Linked DNA regions of Homo sapiens: all the other regions are linked to region 3. The links are chromatin loops, found by intact Hi-C in ENCODE. Cell type or tissue: heart left ventricle. All regions are shown on one strand. Region 1 has its middle 23 kb from the start of MC5R. Region 2 overlaps LDLRAD4 (low density lipoprotein receptor class A domain containing 4). Region 3 holds the start of LOC124904255 (a long non-coding RNA gene). Region 4 overlaps LDLRAD4 (low density lipoprotein receptor class A domain containing 4). Region 5 overlaps LDLRAD4 (low density lipoprotein receptor class A domain containing 4). Region 6 overlaps LDLRAD4 (low density lipoprotein receptor class A domain containing 4). Region 7 overlaps LDLRAD4 (low density lipoprotein receptor class A domain containing 4).

What was found. A loop is a pair of places that touch in the nucleus more often than their neighbours do. Peaks named below come from ENCODE experiments on the same cell type or tissue, not always from the same donor. Only the 100,000 strongest peaks of a DNase experiment are listed, where the experiment ranks them.
Region 1: it touches region 3 in a loop (4-fold over the local background); 22 of 110 quality-filtered maps call a loop at or near these places.
Region 2: a loop joins it to region 3, with 18 times the contacts of the local background. A loop is called at or near these places in 91 of 110 quality-filtered maps.
Region 4: it touches region 3 in a loop (4-fold over the local background); 29 of 110 quality-filtered maps call a loop at or near these places.
Region 5: a loop joins it to region 3, with 3.0 times the contacts of the local background. A loop is called at or near these places in 56 of 110 quality-filtered maps.
Region 6: a loop joins it to region 3, with 2.6 times the contacts of the local background. A loop is called at or near these places in 21 of 110 quality-filtered maps.
Region 7: a loop joins it to region 3, with 2.8 times the contacts of the local background. A loop is called at or near these places in 24 of 110 quality-filtered maps.

The regions. Positions count from the first base shown.
Region 1 is chr18:13,799,380-13,803,379 of GRCh38, reverse strand. No RefSeq gene overlaps it. Among named protein-coding and RNA genes, the nearest start is that of MC5R, 23 kb to the left of the region's middle. In heart left ventricle, a CTCF peak has its summit at 2,232; a DNase peak (open chromatin) is centred at 2,239; H3K4me3 peaks cover 673 bases.
Region 2 is chr18:13,528,745-13,532,744 of GRCh38, reverse strand. All of the region lies in intron 4 of LDLRAD4 (low density lipoprotein receptor class A domain containing 4), which reads right to left. Among named protein-coding and RNA genes, the nearest start is that of LDLRAD4-AS3, 60 kb to the right of the region's middle. In heart left ventricle, a CTCF peak has its summit at 1,688 (motif pointing right); a DNase peak (open chromatin) is centred at 1,684.
Region 3 is chr18:13,214,461-13,218,460 of GRCh38, reverse strand. LOC124904255 (a long non-coding RNA gene) reads left to right here and starts at 1,189. Exons shown (of 2, transcript XR_007066300.1): 1 at 1,189-2,349. It also overlaps a transcript of LDLRAD4 not described here. RefSeq lists silencers at 541-910, 1,031-1,080, 1,161-1,210. In heart left ventricle, CTCF peaks have their summits at 1,171 and 2,199; DNase peaks (open chromatin) are centred at 251, 740, 1,130 and 2,240; H3K4me3 peaks cover 1,873 bases; H3K27ac peaks cover 1,857 bases.
Region 4 is chr18:13,451,880-13,455,879 of GRCh38, reverse strand. All of the region lies in intron 4 of LDLRAD4 (low density lipoprotein receptor class A domain containing 4), which reads right to left. Among named protein-coding and RNA genes, the nearest start is that of MIR5190, 6.1 kb to the left of the region's middle. RefSeq lists enhancers at 1-284, 285-928. In heart left ventricle, no CTCF peak of the experiment used is centred here; a DNase peak (open chromatin) is centred at 1,908; H3K27ac peaks cover 2,982 bases.
Region 5 is chr18:13,373,813-13,377,812 of GRCh38, reverse strand. All of the region lies in intron 2 of LDLRAD4 (low density lipoprotein receptor class A domain containing 4), which reads right to left. Among named protein-coding and RNA genes, the nearest start is that of LDLRAD4-AS1, 52 kb to the left of the region's middle. RefSeq lists a silencer at 1-263 and enhancers at 2,366-2,495, 1,496-2,695. In heart left ventricle, a CTCF peak has its summit at 2,034; a DNase peak (open chromatin) is centred at 2,312; H3K27ac peaks cover 1,596 bases.
Region 6 is chr18:13,463,243-13,467,242 of GRCh38, reverse strand. The region is part of intron 4 of LDLRAD4 (low density lipoprotein receptor class A domain containing 4); the gene reads right to left. Among named protein-coding and RNA genes, the nearest start is that of MIR5190, 5.3 kb to the right of the region's middle. In heart left ventricle, no CTCF peak of the experiment used is centred here; a DNase peak (open chromatin) is centred at 2,222; H3K27ac peaks cover 1,601 bases.
Region 7 is chr18:13,435,002-13,439,001 of GRCh38, reverse strand. It overlaps LDLRAD4 (low density lipoprotein receptor class A domain containing 4), which reads right to left. Exons shown (of 7, transcript NM_001378100.1): 4 at 618-758. Among named protein-coding and RNA genes, the nearest start is that of LDLRAD4-AS1, 9.5 kb to the right of the region's middle. In heart left ventricle, no CTCF peak of the experiment used is centred here; no DNase peak of the experiment used is centred here; H3K27ac peaks cover 1,697 bases.

The sequences.
Region 1 (4,000 bases), 580 kb before region 3:
CAGGGTTTTACTCTAACAGTGGAGAGTGCGGACCTCGATCCAGTTTTTGAAGAACAATCTGATGTAAATGAGAAGAGGAGGAATCCCCACCTGGGGATTTTGAGACCAGCCTGACCAACATGGTGAAACCCCGTCTCTACTAAAAATACAAAAAATTAGCCTGGCGTAGTGGTGCACACCTGTTATCCCAGCTACTTGGGAGGCTGAGGCAGGAGAATTGCTGGAAACCGGGAGGCGGAGGTTCCAGTGAGCCGAGATTGCGCCACTGCACTCCAGCCTGGGCAACAAAGAGTGAAACTCCGTCTCAATAAATAAATAAAGGAGCAGATGCTCCTTCTCCTTCCAGGGGAGAGTAGCTCACGATGCAGGATGGCCAATGGGTTCTCTCTACAGGGCTTTTAATCTCTACTGAAGGCTACAAGGACTTGGAGGCCTAGGAGACCTAGGATCCAGTTTCCAACCATCTGTGTACAGCCAAGAGAGGAGTGGACATCAAGGCAGCTGGACTCTAAGTGGCTGGGAGAGTTTGAGCTCGAGTGTTGTAAGACCATGTTGCATACACACATCCTGAGCAGGCCATGGAGGTCCAGGACTCCTCGTGATGCATTTATCATCCCAAGAAGATGAGCTCTGCAGAAGCATCTCCTGAAGTGCAGTCTATACACCACCTGCATAAGAGTTACCTAAGGGGCTTGTGACAAATACATATGCCAGAGCACCCACAGGCTAGCCCAGAACCTCAGAAGGAAGAGGCCTAGGAATGTCAGCTTTTAATGATCTGTTCTTAGGTACACTACAGTGTGAGAATATATATTGAGTACCTGCTAGATGCCAGCTAAGTATCTTCTAATATATAAAAGGAAGGTATGATTATCCCCATTTTTAGATGGAGAAGCTGAGGTTTGGTGGGATTCAGTAATGCCCAAGGTCACATGGCTAGAAAGTGGTGGTCCCAGGATTCTACAAAACCCGCTCCAAAGCGGCATGTGAAAAAACAAGCAATTTTTAATAAAGAAAAATTCAAATGAGATGCACTGGGAATCTAAACTTTGGACCTAGCTTTTCTCCTTCAATTCTTTTCAGTTTCTGCTACTCTGAACAACCTATTTTTGTTTTATTTTATTTATTTATTTTTTTTATTTATTTATTTATTTATTTATTTATTTATTTATTTATTGAGACGGAGTTTCACTCTTTGTTGCCCAGGCTGGAGTGCAGTGGCGCAATCTCGGCTCACTGGAACCTCCGCCTCCCGGTTTCCAGCAATTCTCCTGCCTCAGCCTCCCAAGTAGCTGGGATAACAGGTGTGCACCACTACACCAGGCTAATTTTTTGTATTTTTAGTAGAGACGGGGTTTCACCATGTTGGTCAGGCTGGTCTCAAACTCCTGACCTCAGGTGATCTGCCCACCTTGGCCTCTCAAAAGGTTGGGATTACAGGCTTGAGCCACTGCGCTTGGCCTGAACAATCTCTTTTTAAATGGAATGTCACATATCTCGAAGAAGTTAAGGGCAGCAACCTCCATGTATATAAATAGTTCTTGTCTGGTGGATGGAAGTTAAAATGGCATGCCCTTCTCCAGTTGAACTTGTAAGTCTTCTGTGGAGTAAAAGACTATGGCTACATCAGTTCAATAATGTAGCATCTTGACATGAATTTCTATTTTCAGAAAATAGAGATTAAGGAGAGGCTATTTCCAGAGTGAATAAGAATGGAGTAATATTTAGAAAATGTTTCCTAATATTAAAACCTCCTCATCTTGGGAATAATTTCAGAATACCTGTTTCATAGACGTTCTACAAGAAGTCGCAGGTAGCCATGAGTTAAGACACTTTCTATAACTGCCTTTCTCCATGAATGTGTCGATTTCAGCGCTCACTGGGCTCCCGTGCACAGCTAGGGGCTGGGTTTCCCGAGGGGCGCAAACGTCAGGGAGACCTGCTTTGTCCTCAGGCCGTTTACAGCGAAACGAAGCAGAAAGAGAGAAGCCCAGAATGAAAATCACATAACCCAGAATGTAGCAAAAGAGAAGTAAGAATGACTACAGGATTCGGAGAGGGAAACCAGCCCACGTCTAACGTACTGGGCAAAATCTCAGCATAAGGCGGGGTTCTGCTCAAAAGGCGCAACTGAAGAGGCAGGGACTATCCAGAGCGGAGGCGGAGCGCGCTGAGGCCGCAGAAACCGGCCTCAGCGGGAAGCATTCCCGTCCCGACACCTGCGGGCCCGGGGGCGCTAGCGCTCCACCAGAACCAAGGCTGCACCAGCGCAGGGAGTGGCCACGGGCAGCACCCAGCCTCTCTCCGGCTGCCTCCGCATCGCCTGCCGGGGCCTCCAGCGGGGACCCAGCTGGAAGGGGCTCCAGGCGACGCCTCCCGGTATCTGAACTGGACAGAGCAGAGAGTACTGCATCTAGCCCAGCCGTGGCCCGCCCTGCATGGCCAGCGAAGGTGAAGGCTGCGCAAAAAACTGCACAAAACCAGGCAACACCAGAACCTGCCCCCAGAGAGGAGGTTTGCAGACTGAGTAGGAAATAGCTAGTTAAAGAAAATAGAAAGGTGACTCTCAGACTAAGTAAACAGCATGACTGAAGGCAGGGAAGTGCGAGGCTCCTGTTCCTAGATGGTGAGGAGTGACTTTAGGGAGGGAGAGCCCACCAATCCTTAGGAACCTGCAATCTGACCCACTGTGCACACAGGCAATCAGTACACAGGGCCAGGACTAGGGCCAGGCAAATGAGAAACTCACCCCAGGCACAAAATGTAAGAGAATGCCCAAAACCTCCATAATCGAGATAAATAATACTGTAATCCAATATTTTTTAAAAATCAAAATTAATGTAAAAAGTTCATGATGAACATAATATCAAAATTTGAAATGAAGACAGTATCAACATTACTGATTTTTCCTGTGTAATGTGCATGTTAGCATGGCAAAGTGACTGCAGTGCGGCGGGCCGACTGGGAGAGTTGCACCCAGAGTGGACACCAACTCTAAGCTGCTTTCATAGCGTACATCTGCACTGCCAGCAGAGTAGCTGGCAGCTGCATGTGGTCATTTAGCACCTGAAATGCAGCAATTGAGACGCTAAATTCTTAATTTTATTTCACCTTAATTAACTTAAATTTTAACATTGATACTCAATTCAGTGATTGGAAAACGTATGTATGGTTGGAACAACTTGAGTATGTGAATTCATTTTTTACAATTGTAGATGTTATGAAATCTAAATAAAGATCGAGCATTTTCTTTGAGAATTTAGCATTCAAATTGTATGTGCTGTAAAACACACACTGGATTTTAAAGCCTTGGAATGAATAAAAGAATGTGACATATCTCAATAATAATTCTTATATTGAATACATGTTAAAAGTATACTATTTTTGGATATATTGGGATAAATAAAATACATTCCTAAATTCACCTGACTCTTCTTATTTTTTTTTTAATTAAAAAAAAAAGAGATGAGGTCTCAGTATGTTGCCAGGCTGGTGTGAAACTCCTGAACTCAAGTGATCTTCCCACCTCAGCATCCGAAAGTGCTGGGATTACAGGCATGAGCCACCGCGCCTGGCCTCTTTTTACTTTTTAAAGGTGGCTGCTAGAAAATGTTCAATGGTGAATGTGGCTTGCGTTCTATTTCTATTTGCACCTCTGGGCTCGGTGAATGAGTGCGGCCTGGATGAGACAATGGTGGAGGGGATGCCAAGTGGGGCAGATGCAAAACAGTGAAGCAGCGTTGTGAGACCATGACGGCCTTAGGTCGGGGCTCCCTAGACGCAGAGCCTGGGATGGGGTTGCTCAGGTGAGTGCCTGAAGAGGGAGGTTCTCATCAGAACTCCCTGTGGGAGTGAGAGGAGCAGGCGAGCATGCAAGGCAGCTCAGCACCCCTGTGGTTTGGGAGAAGTCTAGCCTCCATCCGCTTCAGGGAAGACCTGGAGCAGGTCTGCTGCACCACAGAGGTTGTGCTGTGCGAGGCGAGCAGCCTGGGCTGCAGTG
Region 2 (4,000 bases), 310 kb before region 3:
TAAACCTGATTACACAGATGAACATGCCTCTGTCCTGCCAAGTCCGATGAAGGTGGATTCATCTCCCTGTTTATAAAACCAGACAAGATGATGAGCATCAAAAGGCTGGGGCTGAGACGAGACTGGTTACTGAGGTCATCTAGCTGCCCAGTTGTTTAATTCCTTAGACAAATGTCAATGCCCTCAATCAAAAGCTATCCCACTCCTCCGCCTCCCTCCCACTTTAGGAAAATGTGGAAGACAGGGACCCACTGTTCCAGCATTGCTCTTCTCCCAACTACGCGGTCGCTTGTATCTGGGCCTGACCTGTTTGGAAATAAACTCAGATCACCAAATCCTAGTAACTAGCACATCTACTTTATAAGCATCAGTTTAATGCCACAGGTCATCCAGGCCGAATACTACCACCGAAGTTTCAGCCGCAATCTTGAATGTATAGTCACGTATTTCTCAGAGGGAGGAATAATACATACTCCAGAAGTCGGCTGCTTCGCTGCCCCTCCCAATCGCTCTTACCCTCTGAAGGCAATTGCAGGAGCCGTCCACCGCATGCACGGCGGGGTGCATCCCTCCGGGTGACTTTAACAGCCCGGCAGCTGCCTCTGCAGCTCTGAGGCTGCATCGGCTGTCCCCAGCCCTGCTCCCATCTCTCACTGCCCATCACCCTGCATGGACCAGGGTTCCTACTCTTTATCCTCCAAAGTAACATGACCACCAGGCAGGGGACCACACTCTGCCTACATTGGGGGTGGTGGGGGGTCAGTGTGAAAATCACACTCCACACAGCACAAACAGCCACTGGCATGGGAAGCTCTGTCTCCAGAGGGCCAGGCCGCCCCCCAGCAGGGCCACCAGCCACCCTGCATCCTCAGCGCAGCCTCCTGCATATGGCCGCTCCCGCCCTCAGAGGACCCTCACCCCCTCCACTGTCTCTGAGGCCAGCACAACCCCAGAGTTCTCTAAGGAGAAAGATGCAGCGCTTTCTCTCCATCTCCATTTCCTACTAAAGGAGGCCCATCAGGGTTCCAGCCCAAAGAGCAGATCTCTGAGCACCAGGAATTGTGCCTTCCTCCTACCTCAGACCAGAGCCAGACAACCTCTCCCCATGACATTGTTATCACAAAGTGTGATTTCTTTAAAAAAAAAAAAAAAAAAAAGATGGAGTCTTGCTCTGTCACCTAAGCTAGCGTGCAGTGGTGCGGTCATATCTCACTGGAGCCTTGAACTCCTGGCCTAAAGTGATCCTCTTGCCTTGGCCTCCTGAGTAGCTGGGAGGCTACCTATTTTTTTTTTTTTTTTTAGATATGGGGTCTCACTATGTTGCCCAGGCTGGTCTCAAACTCCTGGGGTCAAGCAGTCCTCCTGCATTTGCCTCCCAAAGTGCTGAGATTATAGATGTGATTCTATAATCACACAGTGCGCACGGCCAAAGTGTGATTATTAAGCCGTAAGACTGATTCCACAAGTAGGACAGTCACACATCTGTCTCCGTACTTAACAGACTTTGTATTAAAGGAACATCAAGCATGTGACTTAATCTTGAGTTGGAACTGGTGCCACCCAGTGCCCATGTGACCTTTGTGGACCCTTGGCTGCCTCCAGGACTGGGCTGGTCCTGAGCCCAAGGCAGGCCCCAGGGTTAAGGAATAGCAACTTCTAGTTTTGTAGAGTGCAGGAACAGCCAGCAAGCGGACCAGCCTGCAGGTGGCACAGTGTGGTCAGCAGATGAAACGAAGGAGAACCACTGTGTTAAGAGGCAGCTTAACTTTACTCTAAATCCAGACTTTTGGTTTGGAAGTGTTTAGAATATAGTCCTTCCAAATGAAGTTTCGCTGCCCAGGACCACCCCCCACCCCACCCCCAGCCCACACCACCATGACCCTGGGACATCTGCGGGGGCTGCTCACCAAATGCTATGGTTCTCATGCCCCCATCCCCTTCCTCCTGGCTCGAGGGCAGGCTTCCAGGCAGCAGGAGCCACAGCTCTCACTCTGGGGGTCCACCCTGGGCCCTGGCAGGGTCCCTGCATGTCACACACGTCACCAAGCTGTAACAAAGAACCCATGTTTTATCGTGCCAGGGCACGAGAGCACTCACTCAGTGGGCAGAGAGTCCAGGGTGCCTCGCTGAGCCAGCGGACCCCACCCTGCCGCCTCTCTCTGCTGGGAGACAGATTATCCTTGGGTCAATTTGCTTTCACTGCAGATATTGCTGGAAATCATTTCATTTTGGCCAGGATGTTTTTGGACTCCTACTAGAAGGACACGCTGCCCAAGAACACGCAGCACTGCTAGAATCATGCTGCTCCCTATCTAAAGCCTCGGAATGCTCCAGAAACAGACTGATGACCCCATCATCTCCTCTAAGACTGTCCATTAACAGCTGTGGCATTCAGTGGGAGCAAAAAGGAGGAGGCCATCTTTTAGAATCCAATGTTGTTTTTCTTCTGGGGGAGGAAGACGAACATGTGTTCCTTCCTCTTCTTACTTTTAAAAGTCTGCAGCTGTACACTACATTTCCACATCACTTTATTGAGGTTTATGGTTTTTACAGCAGCAGGTCGGTGACTCCACAAATCATCCATCAAGGAGTCTGGAGACACATGGCTGGAAGCACAGGTAGGGGGCAAATTTAATTCTTTTGACTCAAATGTGAATTTTATGATCGGGCAGTGTTTTTTTTCCTTTAACTTGGCCTCTAAGGACACATATTTGAGGATGAAACTCACCCTGAAATACCACCTAGTCACCTCAAATTATCTGAGATATTTCAAAAGAGAAAGCTTCCGACTACAGAGATAAACACATCATTTTTCATGAAAGCAAACATTATCTGAGGATGACAGTGCTTCAAAACGGAACCTCTTCCACCTCGGTGGGATGGTGCCATGGAAGTCTCTAAAGCAGTAACAGCGTAACAAGAGGACACACTCTGTGGACAGCCTATGTGGATGAAACACAAGTTTAAGGACATCAGAACGCTGTCTTCTGTGCACACATTATTTAAATGTCCTGCCAACATTCAGAGAAAGGATAGGATCGCTATTGATCCAAAAGTTATATTTTCTTTTCAGTGTTTTTCACACTGGAGGGGTTAGCAGCTCAACCTTTGTTTCTTGCCATGTCCACATGACTATGAAAACCACACTTCACAAAGTCACTTGATAGATCCCATCCTAAAGGCATGTATTATTTACTTGGGTCTAGTTCTGTGAGCTCTGTGGCATTCCAGCTTCCTACAGGGCTTTCTAAAAGTCTTGCACCGCGACAGCCTGCCTTTGAGGTTGCCAAGGTCTCCATATGCATTTTTTCATTTTCTACTTGTGGATGACCTCCTTTTAACAGGCATCAGTGTTCCAGGTAGCTTACAGTCATCACCACCATTTGTATCATCAAAGGCCATCTTCGGAGAATACCTTTCCCTTTGGAATGTGGGAGGAATACATCAAAGAGAGAACCTGAATCTCCCAAGTAGCTAGTTCTGAAAGGTCACCACTATGGTACATGGGCCTTTGGCCAGTGCCGGGCAACTGGGGGCCCAGGACTGCCAAATGAGGGGGTGGCTGGGGGCAAGCTCTGGTTTGCTCAGAGCCAGAATCAGACAGTGAGCTCCTTAACCAGGTTCTCCCTACACATCTTTAATCTCTGTACTTTCTAAGCAAGGGTTTCAAGTAGATGCTGCTATTTCGACTTCCCATCATTCTGACATCAGTTGGGCCAGTGTCTCTGGCCTCCTGTGATCCAAAGCATTGGGAAGCTAGAACCACGGCCGAGGATCTAAGCTCTCGCTACCCAAAGCGTGGGCCACAGACCAACAGCAGGGGCATCACTGGGAGCTTGTGAGAGAGGCAGATGCCCAGGCCTCACTCCCAACATCAGAATCAGAATCTGCATCTTCCTGGAACCCCCTGGGAGTCATGTATCCTACAGTTGGGGGAACGCTGCTATGCAGGAGCCAGTGGGGTGTGCAATGGGAACCACGGGTGTTACTGCAGAATCTA
Region 3 (4,000 bases):
ATCCTGGCCTCCGGGCGGTGCAGAATTCAGTCTTGCAACCGCGGGACACCCTGCGCCCCAGGGCACCAGGAAACAGAAAACGGGGTGGGGGTCGGCGAAGTCCCTCCACCGGCGTAACCCCGCCCGCGGGCCAGCCCCGGATCCCCGCCGTGCCCACCGGCAAGCCCACCCGGACCAAGCCTCACAGACCTCGCGCGCTCGGCGCCCAGCTTCTCCCTCCGGCCCCAGCCGACGGCGCAGGCTCGCGGACGTCCAGTTCCCAAAGCGTCCGGTTCCCGAGTCCCCCGCCACCCCTCCCTCCGGAGCGCAGCGGTGAACTTGGGCCAGAAGCCCCGACCACTGCGGCCACCTCGGGTCCGCACTCACCTGGGCCGCCCCCCCGGAGCGGAGGCGGGGACTGCCCGCAGTGCGGCTCCGCGGCCACCGGCCCTGCTGGCCAGGGGGAGGGGCGCTGTGCGGGGCGCGGCAGGGGGCGCGCGGCGGGCCGGCGGGGAGCGCGGCGCGCCGGGGTTCTTTAAGAGCTGAGGACCTCACCCCCGGGCCTCCCCCGCGCTCCCCGCCCTGCTTCCACTTTCCCAGGCACCCGCAGCCTGTCTGGCTGCAGCGGCGGCAGCGGCTCAGTGGCTTGCAGGGGATCCCCGGCCGGCCGCGGCGGCGCGCGGAGCGGGCAGGGCCAACGCACTCGCCTGCTAATCCCGCCGGGCCCGGTCCGCAGCCTCAGCGCGGGGAGAGAGGGGACGCGGCGCTGCGGCCGCCGGGGAGGTGTCCCGCCTCCAGTCGCCGGAGGGGGGAGTGTCCCGCCTCCCGCCGCCGTCGCCGCCGTCTGTCTCCAGCCGTGACTGCGCGCCGCGGCTGTGTCTGTCTCCAACTCCTCCAGTCTCTCCTCCTCCTTCCCACTCCGCGGTGGGGACCCGGCGCGCGGCCAGGCCGCGGGTACCGGGGCCGCCGTGGCGGGGGCTCAGGGGTCCCCGGCTCACAGGCTGCGCCGACCCCTGCGGGGGGCGGGCCCGGAGGCCGGGGGTGGGCAGTGGGGGAGGCGCGCGGGCGCCGAGGCCGCGGGACCCGGGGCCGCACTCCCGCCCAGGGCTCGGGCCCGCGTGGCGCGCGCCCACCGCCGGCCGCACGGGGAACTCCAAGCCGAGCGCAGAGTACGCTGCAGGGGCGCCCGGAGGAGCCGGCTCGCTGCCCGCAGGCCGGGGGCGGTTTCGGGAGGCTGGGGGCGCGTTCCAGCACAGAGTACCTCGCGGGCTGCGTGTGCACCACGGGCCGCGGGACCTCGGGCAGCCGCCTAGAGACGTGCAGTCGGGCGGCAGGACACTTAGTAGGACGGAGCAGTGCTCGGCGAGCCTTGAGGAGCTTGAGGCGCCCCCGGACCCCACCTGGTCGCCCCCTTAGTATCCTGCCCTCTTTAAAGGAAATGGCTCCTGCCTAGAAGGTCAGATGGATTCTTCGCGCTGTGACCCTTTCTCCTTGAAGGACCTACACCTCCTGTGAAGACCATTTCGGACTTGACCTCCACCTGAGTGCAGACTTTGTTCAGAAGTACACGCATTGCCTCCAGCCACCCCTACCATGTTTGATGGGGGATTGGTTACTGCCAGAGCATATGAGCATTTTAACCCAATTTTATTGCAGTCACCAAAATTAGTTCGCCTCTGCCAAAATTAACCCCCCTGCAGACATATCAAAATACTACACTAAGCAGGGGTTTCAGGCTGGGTTTAAGATAGATGCAGCTGATTAAAGGAGTGAACATTTTCAACTGTCCCCACACACCCCCCAAAAAGTTGTCCAGTTCATATTTCCGTAATGTCAGAGAAATGAATCTTTTGAAACCTACGTTTTGTCTAATTTGTCAGTGACTTTTTAGTTAGTGAAATGTTGGCTGAATTCAGTTTCCCTTAAGCCCTCAGCTCTCAGCTATGGTGGTAATTGCCGCTAGCCTTTGATCAGTGCTCATATGTGATGTAATAATAACTACCATTCATGGAGCGCTTCTGTGCTAAGCGCTTTACATGGATTGTCTGATTGAGTCCTCACAATAACTGGGAGCTATTACTTCTCCATTTTACACATGACGAAGTTGAGGCTAGAAGGATTTAGTAATTTGTCCTCAGACCACAAAGAGATGGTTTTACATCCCTAACTAGCTGCATAGAAAGCTGGGAGCTGAACCAGCATGCCATACTGCCACCTACCTACAGCAGCGCTGACAGTTCTTCAGCTCAGCCCGCAAACCAGCCAGCATCTGCCCTGTGCCCGGCAATGAGCCCGCTCCAGCTGGGAATGCCCAGGTCCTGGTCTAACTGAGAAGCTTGTAGCAGGGGAACTTTGAACCTGGCTGCCTGGGTAAACTTTTTTAAATGAGCAATAAGCTGATAAGTGCTTCACACAGGTTATCCTAATCTGACAAGCATATACTTAGTTTATATTTAATGTCCACAAATGCAAAACTCACATGCTTTGGGGTTGGAGAAACTGTGCTCTTGCCCTCTTTAGGTAGAAAAAGAAATGACTTTTTCCATCTAAACGCCCCATGGACAATGAAGAAGAAAAGTTTTTCCAAAACCACAAAGCAATGCCTTCTATTTCACTTGCACATAATTTCTCTGTGTCTAACTTAACCGCCTTAAATTGAGGGCTGAATTTTAAAATCATAATCTCAATTTCTACCATTTGTGATGAATCTCAATCTCGTGTTGCCCTTTCTTATCTTATTTATAACTAGAAACTGCTGCGGCTCTGTATTTCTATCTCTAGAAAATATGGGAGGAACCTGTCCCTGTGTTTTCTTTTTTTTGTTTTGTTTTGTTTTGTTTTTTGAGGCGGAGTCTCGCTCTGTCGCCCAAGCTGGAGTGCAATGGCGTGATCTCGGCTCACTGCAAACCCCGCCTCCCAGGTTCATGCCATTCTCCTGCCTCAGCCTCCCGAGTAGCTGGGACTACAGGTGCCCGCCACCACGCCCAACTAATTTTTTGTATTTTTAATAGAGACGGGGTTTCACCGTGTCAGCCAGGATGGTCTCGATCTCCTGACCTCGTGATCCGCCCGCCTTGGCCTCCCAAAGTGCTGGGATTACAGGCGTGAGCCACCGTGCCCGGCCTGTCCCTGTGTTTCCTACTCAGTCCTCCCTGTATTTGTTTTCCACTTCAGCTATTCCCTCCCACACCCTTCCAGACACACACACTCTCCCTATAGCAATGCTAAGAGTTCGAGGTACTTAGATGTAAGTTTGCTCTCTGTAAAATGCAACATGATTCTACATCGGCTTCATCCTGACCATTCGCTCATTCCAAGGGCCCAGACTGAAGCGCAGCAGAGCGGAGACTTTGTTTTGCTCCGTTGGTGGAGAACTTGGACCCCAGTACACAGAATAGTGCCTGACACAAGGGGCTCAAAGGGTTTTTTGGAATGAATGGTACCTTAGTATTGGGATAGATGAGTAAACAATATTGAGATAAATATTACTAAAATTGGGTGGAAATCAACTGAAATTGGTTTCAAAGAGTGAGAGGTGAAAAAGATTATTTTTCACTGTCAATCCTTGCAGCCTGTCTCATGTCAATTATACCCTGGCCATACTTAGTCCATAGAAGTTTGCTAGTCAGTCATCTAAGGAGACATAAATAGAAAAGGGAAACATGAACGAATGTTGAGAAAAAGGGAATTTGAGGGCCAAGTGACCTCAAGTTGAATGTGAATTTGAGAACACAATTTTGTTTCTTGGATCTCATGCATAACATTTAAATGAAATTTATCCAATATGATTCATCCTATGCCTTGTACTCTTTAATTTAAATGAGAAATAGAAGGAAATGAGAAAGAGAAGCTTCATGTGGGTAATTCTGGTCCTGGAGAAGTGGGAGCCCCGCTCTAGATTCTCAGGACCAGAATCTACGATGAGCAGCCCCGGAGCAAGGGCTCTGTCCCTGAGCCTGGACGACTTCTCCTGCGCGTTTCGCCCCAACACGCAGCATCGCCACACCTCAGCGTCTATCTG
Region 4 (4,000 bases), 240 kb before region 3:
ATGTTTGCTTTCTTCATAATCTTAAAAATATACAACTGCAATTTATCATCCATTTATCTTAGCACCACCAAGAGTTGCTCAATTGTATGTTAGATCACCAGAAATGGCACCCGGTGTGGGGCTGAATGCAGCTGAAGGGGAGGTTGCCAAGCCCCCGGATATCTTCCCTGGGGCTGTGTGGAAGGAGGAAGCCAGATGCACAGCTCTGCCCCAGCCACGGGGAGGACATGACTTGGCCCCCTCTCCACCTTCTGCCTGTATCTCAAGTGATCCGGCCCAGCTCATCAGAGGGAATGACGACCCACCCTCAGAGCCGTCCAGGCTGTGGGGGGATGCTGAGCTGCTCCTAGTGTCTCCTCTACCTGCTCAGCAGGAGCAGGTGCCCCTGCAGCCTCCAGCCTCTTCTCACCATGGCTACCCAAGGGCATCTCATGACCTTTACGGGCCTCATAGATGTCACATCAAACCCAGGAAAAAGCACCACATCCCACTTGAGACAATGAATTGCAGGTGACTATTTGACAAGCCATCACGTTTTGTCAACATTTAATTAAATGTGTGCATTTTAATTTGGCAGTTTTCGCTGCCTATCTTGGAAGCAGAATTTTTTTCAGGTCTGCAATATTTGCATAAGCCCCCAAAAAGCCTGGAAACCCCAGGCCTCCTGCCTAAGTGCCCACTGGGTAAAATGACCTGTCTGCCAGCCCAGCCTGAGGAACATCCCTGGTCCTGGTGCCAGGACACCTGGTGCCTCTCCCAGGCAGCACCTATGCCCCCTCCCCAGCCCCCAGCTCCTGCACATACAGGTGTCCAGCATCCACCAGCTTCGCCTCCCTTGGAGGGACACCCTTTGGACTGCCTAGCTCAGTGACATGTTTGCAGGGTTGTGATCATCCACTCAACAAACGCGGACTGAGCACCCACCAGGGCGCATGCCCTGCTCCCGCCGCAGGTGATCCAGCACTGTGCGCAGCCAAGTGGGATGCCTGATGAATGAACACATCAGGACCAAGGCTGCTGCTGAGGGCTTGGAGTGGTCTGATCTCCAAAGGCAACATGACATCCCACACATCCCCATTCATCAGGGACTGTCACAGCAACACAGTGCCTCTCTGCCCTCCAGCACCTTCTGGACCAGGCCAGCCCCTTTCCCAGCTCATCTGTGCCTGTGCCCAGACCTGTGGCTCAGGTGGATGGCCATCCCGGGCCAGGCATGTCCTGCTGCTACCCTCTCTGCAGAGACAGGCATCCTTCAGCGTGGACAAAGCCACCCACCTGTAAGCAGATAGCCTCTGGCTGCCTTGTCTACTCACTGAGTGTATGTTTCATCCGATGGATTTCCCCAAAGTAAGAGCACGAAAATAAGGAGTGAGGTGCCTGGCTAGTAATAAGGGCAAAGATGATGAAGAGAATGGAGTCATTTCCCAGGCCGACCCAGGAAGCAAATGGAAGACAGCACTGCAAGCCAGACACTCAAAATTCCATATTATTCACAACTTAATATAATGCACTTAAATCATCCCTTTAAATGTGGTATACTGGAATTCTTTCACAAATTTAGACAATGCATTTGGAACCCCTTTCTAGTGCTCAGAAACTCCAACTAGATAAACATTAACCACAAACAGGATAAAATCCAATTTATTTTCATCAAACGACTGCACCCTGTTATCATTGCTAACATTCCCTCCACGTGAACACTGAGTCTGCTTGCGCATCTAACAGTCAGACAAAAAGGGGTCTTATATCATCGCAGAGCCAGAAAGACAGCACACCTTATAAAGGAGGCAGGATGCCCCTTTTGGAGAACACCCCGGCAATAAACAAAACCACCATGAGAAGCTGGGTGTGCACGGCGCAGCCTCCGGCTCTGTCCCCGCAGTCGGCGGCAGCGCCGGAATGAACATCTGCAGTGTGAACACGGCGCCCATTAGCTCCCGCAGCCTGTTAGCATATTTTAATGCTGTGATCACAGCTTTCTATTTCCATCAAGGCGCCACGAGGTGCTAGACTCTGGATCACACATTGCGTCATTATTGTCCCCACTGAACAGATTACACAGCAGTACTGGGGACGGGGCTGGGAGGTAATGAGGGGCAACAGAGGGAAGGGCAGGTGGAGCACCGGGCGCCCTGCAGAGGATGGGTGGGCACTGCTCAGAGCTGGGGCTCTCATCTCAGCGGGGGCTCAAAGACATCGCATGCCCTGATCAACGTCTCTCTCAGACACCTGAAAATAATAACACTATTTACAAAGAAACACCTCTCTTGGCTAAATGTTCCATCTAATATTTATCTCATTAAAGTTAATAACAGAGGTCAAGTCACCATTTCAGAATGCTTTTTTTTTGCGTCACAAGTGACTCCAGGGATCAAACCTGCCTTCCTTGCCGGCAGCTGCGAAAAACCAGGCTTGAGGTGTTAATAAACCAAGGTCACTACGGAGTAGCGGAGCTGCTGACTCTTGATTTTAACTCATTCCTGTGATACAAAAAGTGCACAAATCCATTGTCATGTATGACACAAACAAGTTTCAGGGCTGGGCCTCCAAGAAAAACATCATGAAGGGTCCTGCTCCTTTCGAACCTCACACCCCAAGTTCACACACAGCAGGACACCAGTTCACGGGCCTCCTCATTTCCAAAACGCGAGCACGTGCACGCAACCACAGGCACACCAGGAGCAATGCAAAACAAAGTCCACCATCATCTGTTTTCAAAGGGCAAGATACCGGGGTCCTGCTTCTTTTAAAACGATGACTGTCCCTGTGATTCCTGCATTTCATTTGCACATGATGCAAATCCCGTGACCTCACGCTCGCTCATGTGCACCCCTGCGGTGCTCCCCATGCTGAGCAGAGCACAAGCCCATCTCTGTGCCCTTTCTCTCCCTGGTCATTTGCACTTGGAAAGCAGCATTCCATGTAGCATCCCCCGTGGTCCCCCTCACTTGCCCCAGGACGTTGCCTCTGGCCTTCCTGGAGGTTCTCGCTGGGGGTCACCCCTCAGGCTGAGGCTGGACTCATTGCCACTGACCTCCTTAATCCTAAGGAGGGGTCCGATGAGTTCTTATCACATATGGTTGTTCTAACAATTAAATGAGATGACTCAAGTAAAGCACTTAGCAATTAGTAAACACGCGACCTGGTGGAATTGTGGAGAGAAGTTCATACACGCAGAAAGCTCTTTTGAACACTGCAGAGCATGACCAAGATGCTGACTGTCAGGACTGCAGATCCCTCCTATGTCGGTATTTTTCCAACTCCCCAGCCCCAGGCTGACTCATAGCAGCAGCTCTGCCCAGGAGCAAGGACTCCCGCCTTCCTCCTTTCCAGCTTCAGAAGAGTCTCCTCCTGTGCACTGGAGTTCTTCCGTCCACATCTCCACTCTCTAGGCTCGATCCTACCCTCGCAGAGACTTGCTCACAGGGGTCCTCCTCTCTCTCTAGTGCACCCACCACCTTTGCTGAGCTATCCCTCTGCCAGGAGATAGCCCCAGACTCCTCCTCGCCCCCCTCCACGGCACCCAGTCTGCACCCGCTGCATCCTCCAAGCGCTGCAAGGAGGGTGGCCAGGAGCCGCCGCTGCCACCGTGAACCCCAAAACTGGGGACACCACACTGGGACCCTGCTGTGCCGGGCACACTCTGACTTCCCTCCCTATTCATCTCCTGCTGTGGCTTTCATGTGGATTCCTCCAAACCCTTTTTTACATAATCCCAAAGGCACAGCTACTGGGGACCTGCCCCTCTGACAGCCTTCCTAGCTAGGCCCAGTCCCTACTCTCAGGGGCACACGCCACGTTCACCATAGGCTGCCTACTCTGCAAGGGAGGGTCCTTCCGGGTGATTTCCTCCTGCCACCCTGACACTGCCTAACCTGACAAGTTGGTGTGAGGACAGGGTCTAGTGGAAGGAGAACTGTCCTAAGAAATGGGAAGCACTGCTAGGCTCTGAAAGTTTTTGTACTCTCTCCCCACCCCCAAAGTCATATGTTGAAATCCT
Region 5 (4,000 bases), 160 kb before region 3:
CTGCGAGGCTCTGCCTATTGCTCCATGCAACTTAATGTAGGCTCAATGGCGGGTCACGCTCGCGAAGCTCTTGGGACTGGCCAGCAGTTTGTGCTCTGGCGGAATGATGACTCCTCACTGCCTGAGTATGTCCATTATGACAAAAGGTAGGGGAAGTCCCACTTTCCTCTGGAGAGAGGAAGCGGTTTCTATTGCCTGAAGAGGAGAAACAGATACAGGCCCATCTGATATCCTCTTAGAACTTAAACTTCGGTTCAACCACTCTGCTATTTCTCCCACTTAAGGGAACCAGAAGAAGAAATTATTTGCAGTTAATCGCGTGCCACCCTAGGAAAGTCATGGGTTGTACAACCACCTGGGAGAAGGCACGGGCACTCATCTAAGAGCTAAAAAAAGATAACCTCTAGACCAGCCTTTCCAAGAATGACTTGCAATTCAAGCAGCAAAACCATCATTGAGGCAGACCAAGTTATGGAAACAGACGTGACGCAGCCTAGTCAGTTCATGTTGGTGAAATAACTTAATCTGGCCACAGAAATCCAAGGAGATGCATATTTCAGCCGATGTCTGAAGGACAGAATGCAAAACAGTGCTGTCAGAGGATGGCTCTGGCGTTGATGTTACCGGCAGTGAGCAGACCCAAGAGTGTGACAGAGGAGCTCTTGGGTGTGACACACATCAAATGCCACCTGCGGGGCCCGGCACACTAAGCCTTCTGACGGGTAGTCCCGACTCGATGCACCTTCAGGGAGCACTGAGAGAGCTTCCTGACTTCCTGCAAGGCCAGGCGAGGCAGGATGTGAAAGTGCATCTGTCCCCAGGAGCAGCTGTCACAGAGGGCAGAGAACCCAGGGGAAGGCTGCCTGGTCTCTAACTAATGGGGCCACAAACCCCACCGCTGTGTTCTGGAGGCCTCCGGCCAGGCAGAAAGAGTTCATTAGACCAATTTCCACTGCCTTGGTAACGAAGGCCCGTGCGTGTGCTCTCACACAGGAAAAGCAAGTGAGGGTTATTCATGGGGAAAGCACCACAGACAGGTACCATGTATCCCGCCAGGCAGCCCAGGCAGCGGTAAAGATACGTGCCCTCCTGGAAGACAGAACTGGCCCCTCTGGAACCGCGTGTGATAGAGCAGTCTTCCACAGCACCGGACGCCGAGGGTGTGCTGAGTTTGCTGGGCTTCAGAGGCACTGATCGGCAACTGCAGGAGCCGTCTCATCCTGAGCTGTGCCCTCACCCGCAGAAGAAGCCCCTGTGTATACCTGATGCTGAAAGGATCTGTCTGTCTTATATGTCCACCGTCAGATCCAGGCAGGAGAATTCCTGGGATCCACCAGAGAAAACCACAGGATGCCGCTGGCAAGAGGGAATATAACTGCCATGCTTGGCAGCTGACGCCGCTGTTCATGGGGATGCACAGGCTCTGAGAGGCCTTTCATGATCTAAGCGACCGTGGGCCGCGCCAGCCTGACCGCCAACTTCCTCTGCACGGAAAGTCATGTCTTCTTTAGATTTTTCTTTTTCCCTCTCAGAATCTGGCCCTTATTTATTCCCTTCCCCACTGGAGTTGACAAGTAGGAATCGATTTATTCCAACCCCTACTCTGCATGGAGACCTAAGCACATTTCTTCAGACAGAGGCCAGTGCCCGCACAGCCTGGGAGGACAGGCAGGGAGGGGCAGCTTTCCCGCAACAGACAGCAACCTCGTGCCTACCCTCCCTCCCAGAGTCTGATGAAGTGAACACAGTTCCCTCAAACGGCAAGAACGAGGACTTGATTTCACTCCTCCAAGGAAAGTAAGCTGCTGCCACTTTCACCAAGATAATCTGGGCCACTGCTCCCCAAATATCCCCAATACCCCAGGCAATCACCAAAACTACCCTCTATTTTTACTTAAAAACTAGATAATTAACAAATACACTTGAAATCGGGAAACACACATACGCCGGTGGACAAGACCAGTGTTGAAGAGCAAGGCGCTGGCGGGCGGGAGGAAACGAGGAGGAGAAGGCCTCCCACCAGGTGCAGGCTCCCTGGCAGGGAGGAAGAGGGTGCTGTTCCCTGACTGTACAGAGGGAAGGGAGGGAAAAGCAGAGCACCATGATTGCCCCAGTAAACTCCACTCCATAACTGAACACTCAGAGCATTCACTCAGGCCAGGGCCTGCTTAGATTAGAATTTAGCTTTTCATCTTCAAATACTTAAATAGGTCAGCATCACTTTACTTTGTCCTTACCACCAACCCAAGCCTCCCCATCTCACTCAGCTTCGGCCCTGCCCTGACCCAGCAGGCCCTCATTTCCAGCCCAACACACAGAGCCAGCTGTGACTCACTCGCACTGCCGAGCCACAGGGATTCCCCACGTCGGAGACATCACTCCTATCGAAATGACTCATCTCCTCACTTCCTTTGAATAAAAACATGTTATTATGTTCAATAAAACCATACAAGAAATAATAACTAAAGATGGCATTTAAATAACTTATACCAACACCTAAAAATGGCTTCCTGGAGGAAAAGGGAATGACTGGCATTTTCAAGGATATTTTCAGACCTCCTCCTTTTCTCCTCCTTTTCCACCGGCCTCTCCTCCAGATGAGTCCTGGCTGCATTCAGAGCTGCACGGACCCCTGGCCTAGAGGTAAACTTGGGCAAAGCAGGTTTTACAGTGAGCACAGAGGCTGCCATCAAAATCTAAAAGCAGTCTAGCTGCTCCACTACCGTCCCCTTCCCTTCTAGTTCCCATGGAAACAGACCTCAGATCGCCAAAAACCGGGTAAAGATAGCACCATGCCCAGTGTTCCCGCAATCTGTTTCCATGGGAACAGGAAGGGAAGGGAGTGGAGGCTGGGTGGCTAGACGCCTGCAAATCTCCATCCCCGTCATGGGGCTGCAGACGGCACCTACACACAGGTCCAGGGCCTGGGGTGCTCTTTAGGAATAAGATGTCCACTTGGGGATAGAGTCCTAAAGATGAGGCTCCCAGCAGCTGGGCTGTGTAATTGAAGCTGCTGCAGACTTCCAGACACACACCTAGCAGGTGCTGGCCTTCTCAATCGCCCCTCAGCCAACAGGGATGACCATTTCAGAGCACGGGTCCCACTCCTGGCTGGGTGGCAGAATCACCCCAGACCAATTGAATCACTATCTGTCGGGGCTGGGGCAGGACTCTGCAGTGTCTCATCAGCTCCAAAGGTGATTCTGATGCACGGCTGTTCTGGGAAAGCGAAGATCCAGACCAGAGCTTCCTGAGATTAAGGTGCCTGCAAATTCCGGGGATGTGGTGACTGCAGATTCGGTTCAGCAGGTCCGGGGCAGGGCCCAAGAGGCTGCATTTCCAACCAGCTCCCAGGGGATGCTGATGCTGCTGGGGACCACATCTAATTAGTGAGATTCTAGACTCCAGGTTCTTTGGCTCTAGAACCTTCTCCACAGACCAACAATGGACAGACAGCCACTCCTGCATGAGAGCTTGCTCCCATCGGCAGCCTGCAGTCCATGACCCAGCTCTGGCCTCCACAGGAGACTGTGTGGGGTCAGGGCTGAGAGGGCTCCGGCCTCCATAGGAGCCTGTGTGGGGTCAGGGCTGGGAGGGCTCTGGCCTCTGCAGCATCCTCTGCTACCTGTGCTATCCCAAGAGACGACCTATGTGGGTCAGAAGGTAACAAAACAGCCAACATTTACGTGTAATTATCAGGGACACATGACATCACCTCCAAGTGTGATTTCTCTAAAAGGTAAAAGCAAATTCCACGTGGTTGAGGATCAAACGTACACATTTTTTCTAAATATTTCACACATTTCCACACGTTTGCATGGTGGAAATATGTGAAATATTTAGAAAATATTTATAAATGTAGACATATTATCAAAGAAGAATGGAACTGTACACGTGTCATTTTAAAAGAAATGAGAGAATTTTGGAAAACTCTGGAATTTATTATAAAAAATAACTAAGGTAGCTTTAAAATCCAGTCTAAATGAAAATGTACAAGGTA
Region 6 (4,000 bases), 250 kb before region 3:
TCTATACATAAGATCATGTCATTTTTGAACAGGGATAGTTTTCATTCTTTTCTTTGCAATTGGATGCCTTTTATTTCTTTTTCTTGTCTAGTTGCTCTGGCTAGAACCTGGAGTACAATGTTGAACAGCATTGGTAAAAGTGGGTATCCTCTCTTGTTCCTTGTCTTAGGGTTTAAAGCTTTCACCACTGAGTATGGTATTAGTAGGTTTTTCATAAATACCCTGCTATAGACTGAATGTTTGTGCCCCACTACAACTCACATGTTGAAACCTAATTACCAATGTGAGGATATTAGGAAGTGGAGCCTTCAGGAGGTGATTAGGTCATGAGGGCGGAGCCCTCATAAATGGGATTAGTGTCCTTATAAAAGAGATCCCAGAGAGCTGGCTGGCCCCTTCCACCATGTGAAGATATAACAAGAATGTTCCATCTATGAACCAGGAAACAGGCCCCCACCAGACACAGAATCTGGTGGTGCCCCGATCTCAGACTTCCGACCTCCAGAACAATGAGAAATAAACCTCTGTTGTTTACAGGCCACCTCGTATATGGTATTTTGTTAGAGGCACCCAGCTGGACGAGGACATGCCTTTTATCTTGTTGAAGAAGTTCCTTCTATTTCTAGGTTTTTGTGTGTTTTTATAATCAAAGAAGGTTAAGAGTTTGTCAAATGCCTTTTCTGTGTCTATTGAGAAGATCTCATTTTTTTTCTTTCATTCTATAAATGTGGTATATTATATTGTTTGATTTTCCTTTTTTTTTTTTTTTTGGTGAAACAAGGTCTCACTCTGTGACCCAGGCTGGAGTGCACTGGCATGATCACAGCTCACTGCAGCCTCAACCTCTTAGGCTCAGGTGATCCTCCCACCTCAGCCTCCCAAGTAGCTGGGACCAAAGGGACCCGCCACCACCCCCAGCTAATTTTGTATTTTTTGTAGAAACAGGCTTTTGCCATGTTGCCCAGGTTAGTCTTGAACTCCTGGGTTCAAATGATCTGCCCACCTCAGCCTCCCAAAGTGCTGGGATTACAGGCCTGAGCCACCGTGCCCAGGCCTGATTTTCTTATGTTGAACAATTCCATTATCCCTGAAAGAGACAACTAATTGCAAACTATGTGTTACTATATGAAAATTATGCTCGGAGCACCATTTTAAAGATTACTTCATTATTTCATTCAAGATATATTTATTTTGCACCCAGGCATTATTTTGAGCACCGAAGGCACAGCCTGGACTAAACAGTTATCTCTGCCCTCCTGGAGTAACACTCTGAGAGGAGAGACAGATAGTAAGTGAGACAGGTAAAATATATAGTTAGTGATAAGGAAAATAATATGGCAAAAAAGGGGGAGAGAGTATGAAGAGGCTGAGATTCTAGACAAGAGAGGCCTAACTTACAGCATTACGGTTTATACACATGTCCACAACTCAGCATTGCTTTCAAAATAGGAACACTTTATTAGTAAAGAGGAAGAAATTGCCTAAACAGACTCAGTGTCTTTCCCATAACAATCATCTGCCAAGCCGCAGGCCTAACCAGGAAATCCCATTTCCTTTTGGCGTTGTGTCCTCCACCAACAGATACAACCCTGATGCCAAATGTTGTATGGTTTGTAGGTGTTGTGAGCCAATGAGGGCATGCCCAGGGCCAAAGGCTGCCCTTTGGAATGAGGGCAAGGTCGTAGACTCCATCAAACAACAAATGCATCCTCCTCCAAAATCAAATGCTCAACACATGCAGCCTTTCGTATGCCCATCTCCCCTTTACTCATTTTCATGGCTGAAAATCATCAGGATGGGCATTTGTCCATAACTCCTACAGGTTAATTTCCTGACATGATATGAGCCTTTAAGAAGTTATAAAGGGTTACATCATCTTTTCATTTCTGACACCAATATACTAACAGAACTTGAACACAGCCATCTGACCTTCAGAATCAATGAAACACGCAGCCTGAGAATAAAGAGAGGGCGTGCTGTTTGGTAACCTGACTTCAACACCTAAGCAACCACTAAGTGTGCCTGAGCCGATGCACAGAAATAAAAGGAAAATAAAGTCAGATTTTAAAAGCCAGATGTTATGCAGGTTAAACACAACCTCATTTAAATTCCGAAATCACAAGATACTTACTAACAGCGATGGAGCCGTGAACAGAGCACTCCCTGGAGAGGCCCCCATTTAGCTCTGCGGCCTCGCGCCATCGTTTCCGGTGGGCAGCACCCCTCTTGGCTCGCTCCCTTCCTCCCGGCTCCTGCCACAGCAGACAGGAAGCACTGTGTGAGCAACAGGAAACCTGCACTTCCTTGTCTTGTGCACCGGCCAACCAATTAGCATGTCACCATGAGGGGCAGATGCACATGAATATGGAGCACGGAGCCTCATTTTTCTGTTCAGTCTGTCAAGCCATGAATTCACTCATCCCATTTTGTCCTAAAACCTTGGGGTGGGGGTGGGGGTGGGGGCTGAAGGGAAGGAGGGTTTCAAAAGCCCCATCTACAGCGATGTGAAAAAAAAAAAAAAAAAAGTCAGGCTCTGTCAGCCCTAAAGGGCATTTCTAAGAGCAATGGCACCATCTTTCCACATTCAGGTGCACTTCCCTGTGGAAGGTTCTAGACACACGGTGGCCCCTCAAATTATTCCCTGTGGCAGACAGTGGTATTGTCACATCTGCTATCCACTTGTGTAAAGAAAAAGGAAGACCTGATCTAAGAGTTTTGAGGCTGAAAGATATAGCAGGTATAACCAGATATTTAATATGAAAAACCCAAGTATCTAAATGAGATTATTAGTTGACATAAGCTCCGATAAAGGTACAGAAATGAAAATATGCAATGCCTAATTCTACTGATCAGATTAGAGCAATTTCTATAGAAAATTACTATTCTTTGCTCACAACACAGTTTAAAGCAATGTAAACACATCCCTATTGCTACTGTGCCCAAATACTTCTCTGCTGAGCTATTAGCCATCGTTTCATTTTATAAAAACCATAATAGAAAATGTGGCCAAACAGATAGATGGAGTGTTCCCAGCAATATGGAGAAACAGTTGTGTTTATGCAGAGATTAGTCTTTCAAATTGAGAGATCTCCAAAGCTCCATTTGTACTTGAAAGGCTTGTCTTTTTGTTACCCAGTAAATAGCTCATTCATATTCTACAAAGAAAACCCTCTAAATTGGGAGAAATAGCCATATTTAACATTAGGTAGGGAAATGGGGCTGAAAGCGAGAAAAGAAGTCTATTTCCCCCAGTTTCTTGGACTAGATTAAAGCTTTCCTTTATAATTTAAAACAGCCTCTGTTTTCTCCACATATAAGAGGCAGAAATTTCATGAAAGGCTGAGAAGTACTATCCATTAATGCAGAAATTATGCCAAAGAACAAGTTAAGAAACACATTTTTAAAAAGCAATCTTGGGTCCTTTTCTCTTATTCTGCAGTACATGTTTCTTAGCTGCTGCAGCTCCCTAAAGGCGGGGGTGGCTGTCAAGCTGGCCTGAAGTGTGGGTGACACACAGGTCCTCATGCAGGGCTCTTTCTGTGAAGCCCCAAGGTGCTATACGCTGTTGGGTGACTGCCCTGTCACCTGCCGTTAGTTACTCAGAATTAGAAATAAGTATCAGAATCGTGTGAATGAGGTGAACACTAGATGATGTAAATTAAAGCCATCCAAAGGCGTGATGTATTCCTTGCCATCTCAAAAAAATGACAATTTGGGAGATGAGAATATGTGTTAACAACTGTTTTTAAGCCTGTTTGAGCACAAAAATAACAGAATGGAGCTATAGTGTTAACTTAGGGCAACGAAGGGAATGCAGAGAAGGCATCCTGTTCCCTTCGTCAGGCAGGTGCCCTGGGATGCCGGTGGGTTTGCTCTTCTGAACCCCAGGCTCAGGGGGCTGCACACCTCCAGGGAGGCGGGTGGGCAGGCAGCATGGCCTCCAAAAGAGGTACAGGAAGGGAATAGAGAAAAGGAGAACTGGGGGACAGGGAGGGAGCCT
Region 7 (4,000 bases), 220 kb before region 3:
GAAGTTCAGCGGGCTTTCAAAGCTGCCTTCTTTCTCTTTCCTTGTCACAAAAACCATGAGATCGAAAACCAACGAACTTCAAACTCTGACTCCACTTCTTCAAATTCAAGAAATGCTCAAAGCCTCAGCCTTGGGGATTCACACATGTCAAAACCTCACTCAAGCTGTTTCCATCCAGTATCTAATAGAAAAACACATGATCAGAACCTTCAAGGATCCCATGTAAATTTTTCTACTTTCATATTTCAGTTGCATGATTAATTATGTACCTTCCACATATCTTTCTTTGCTTATTTAAAATTACTTCTGAAGTAGTAATGTTGGTATGAAGAATACTAAATCAATACATGATTTCCTGGAATCCAGGCATTGCTCAGACAAACAGCAAAAGCCTATTTCAAAACAGCTCCGCTGACCACTTTAGAGAACAGAACAAATTTCTGACTTTTGAACATGCTGTCCCTCTATCCTAAAAGAAGAAAACATTTCCTTTGTGAAAATGCAAATCTCTTTCCTTAACCAGAAAACAACCTCCTTCCCATGTCCCAGTGACCCCACCTCCTAACCGTTTCAGAACCACATCAGACAGTGCCACCCAGGTGGGAGGAGAGACTTACAGTTGAAGATGCCCGGAGGCGGGTGCTCGGTCACCAGGAGACAGTTCTCTTCGTCACTGTTGTCCCCACAGTCGTTCTGTTGGTTACAGACCAGCGAACCAAGATACAAGCATTTACCACTGGTGCAGGTGAATTTGCACTCTGAAAAAGTACAATATAAAGCATGGAGCAGTCAATGCAAGCTTGGTGCTCTTGAGCTGTGACTGTCGTTGGTTTTTCTTTCCCCCATTTGCATGCCATGATTGTTTGGGAGCTCAGACTATCTGGAGAGCCCAGGACACTAAACTCAGAGAAGGGCCATCTGGGTAAGGACCTTCCTCGTCTGAAACACACAGGATGGTGCCCTCCTGCACTCCACAGGGGCACCGAGGCCCACCTTGCACGCCTCACTCTACGGCACTGCCCACACAGTAGCACAGGTGCTCTCTTTCTTTCCACAACCTGCTCTGCAAAAGTCATAGCTGTGGGGCTCTATTATTCGGTTTGAAAACATCCTTGGCAGTTCTCCACACTTCCGAGAATGGGGGAGCCCGTGCAGCCAGCCGTGGCAGGGGCCATCAGAACTCAGGAGCGCTGGCTTAACAAAAGAACACTCAGACATTTTATCTCCCACTTGCCACTGTCCTGTGGTGAGAATCTGGACAACATATTTCACCTCTCTGATGTTCATTCCTCTCATGCCTAAGAAAAATCAGGCATAATACCAGGCATGGGTAGCAGTGAATTTACAATGTAAAACATGGGAAAATCATGTGTGCTTTCTGCTAAAGGGCCATGCTGGTGAACTATAAAAATAGGGCAGGTCCCATACCCAAATCCTTATAGGCCACACTGAACACAGGCTCCCTAAAGTCTGTACGAATCAATATTTGAAAATGGAATTCAGTTTTGTAGGACTTTAAAATAAATTTGCACACTTAACACATTACTATCCATTTAAGCAATGAAGAATAAAGGAAGTTACACAATTATATACACTTGAGCACAGAAAGGTCCATTACATCTTACAGTGACTGTCATCCTGCATTCTGAGTGTGGGCTTGGCCCTAGGAAACCACAGAAGCTGGCAGGATTCACACAGCACGGCCCACTCAGTACACAGCGGGAAGACAGAGTCTCTGGAGGAGTCCCGGGTTCCTCACCGCCACTGACTGTCACAGCCTCTTCCTTTTTCCAGGCCTTGGTTCTGTCTGTCTGGAATAAGGGTGGCAGGCCTGGATCAAGTCCAAGGTCCTTTCAACTCAGATTTTCAATCATTCAAATAAAAGGCTGGGCATCGGCACACCAAGGCCTCTTCCAGCGATGCTAACCATGTGTGGGGCTACCCCATGAGAGCCCAGCCTGCCTCTCAGCGGCGAACTGTGGCCCGCAAGACAATAACCTTCACCTGTTGTAAAGAAACACAACTTAAGAGTCCTCAAAGTATTTTTGTGAACCTGTATAAAAAGCGTATTATAATCCTCCATTTGTTCACATTCTCCTAAAAGAGTATAGAAAAAGAAACCAGCCGAGCTGCTGACCTAGTTTAGAATAACATGTGAACACAGCCCAAATGCACACCCACAAGCGCCTCGCTAGCGGCGCCATCCAGGTTAGAAAATCTGTGTGCAGAGTGAGGCTGGGCCACGTGGTGGGGGTGCTGCTGGAGCCAAACGCTCTCTTTCCATAAGGTGGAAAGATTAAAACCCAGCTGTTTGAAATCACATTTACTAAGTAACATTTTTTTAACTTAATGGAAAAAAGGGATGTCAAGGGAAAAATTTATCTTCCTTTCCAAAAGAAATATTGGACTATGGATTTATACCAAACATGAAAAGCGCATTAACCGAAAACAGGTACTCCCTGTGTTGCTAAAACAGTGATTGGGAAAAAGGAATACTAATCTGAATTGAATCAAACTCTTAACTAAAAAGTTCACCATTGCTGTGGTTTGAAAGGATCCAAGGTTAGACTACCATATTCAAGTTGGTGTGGAACATTAAACTACCCAAGAAATGAAACCACATCCACACTTCACTAATTTTAACTTGTTGGGGGGAGACACGACATGCTTGCAAGGAAATGAATTCTGTGGCTCATTCATTCGTTCATATAACCAATATATTAGCCGCTTCTATGTTCTGTGCTAGGTACTGAGACATGGAAACTCGGAAGTGAATGAGCTAGCCCTCTTCAAAGAGCTTATGACATGAACTATTTTAAAAATATGAGCAGTGACTAATTTGCTGCTCCTTCCAAGGCCAAACATTTCCCTTCTTTATCTCCTTCATAATCTAGAGGGCCGCCCAGCCTGTGACAGGCACTCGGTGAATCACACATTTGTTGAATAAATGAATAATTTGATCTGAGCCTCATAAGAACCCTGTGAAATAATTAGAGCAGATATTATTCTTCCCATTTTATTCCATTTTGCCTCATCTCATAGCACTGCCTCAGTTTCCAAATCCACTTTAAGGAATGTGAGAGACTCACTTGTAATGGGCATGGCCCCATGCATAACAAAGTTCCCCAAATCACTTGTTGTCTTAAGTAGGCTCAACCTTACTCAGGAAACACTAACAAGGCTTGTGCTACTAATGTGCTTGGCTCTTACTTCTTAGATAACGGAAACAACATCAACCTATTAAATTTCAAATTCAGCTGGGTACAGTGACTCATACCTACACTCTCCACACTTGGGAGGCAGAGGCAGGAGGATCATTTGAGTCCAGGAGTTCTAGAGCAGCCTGGGCAACAAAGCGAGACCCTGTCTCTACAAAAAAGTTTAAAAATTAGCCAAGTGCAGTGGCACACTCCTGTACTCCCAGCTACTCAGGAAGCTAAGGCAAGAGGATCGTTTGTGCCCAGAAGTTCCAGGCTGCAGTGAGCTATGATCATGCTACTGCTCCCAAGCCCAGGTGACAGAGCAAGATCCAGTCTCTAAAAAATTAAAAATTAAAAAAAATCAAATTTATAAAATCTAAATCTCAGCAGTGAGTCATTAGCCCAATATCAGAGTAAGGTCTTTCCATCACATGGCCACTGGAATCAGAATGACCAGATTGAGAATTTTAATTTATTGGCTTCTTGATGTGATATAGAAAATACTAGAAAATTGCTGTAATGTGATTAAGTGCTAAGAATTAATGCTAAAGCTGGAATGAGAACTGCAGAGCACAGTAAATATCTGTCCAACTTAACAAAACTGGTGTTGACAGAGGCAGGCTTCCACCTCCATCCCAACTCCGGACAGGCTGTCCCCAGCACACTGTGCCACCCAAAAGCCCAGTGCATTCAGGTCCTCTAATCACGAGATTATTGTGATATTTCAAACAAACTGATAACCCTAGGAGAAAGGCCCTCCTCTTAGCTGCATATTGGGATCACCTGGACGTCTTTCAGCA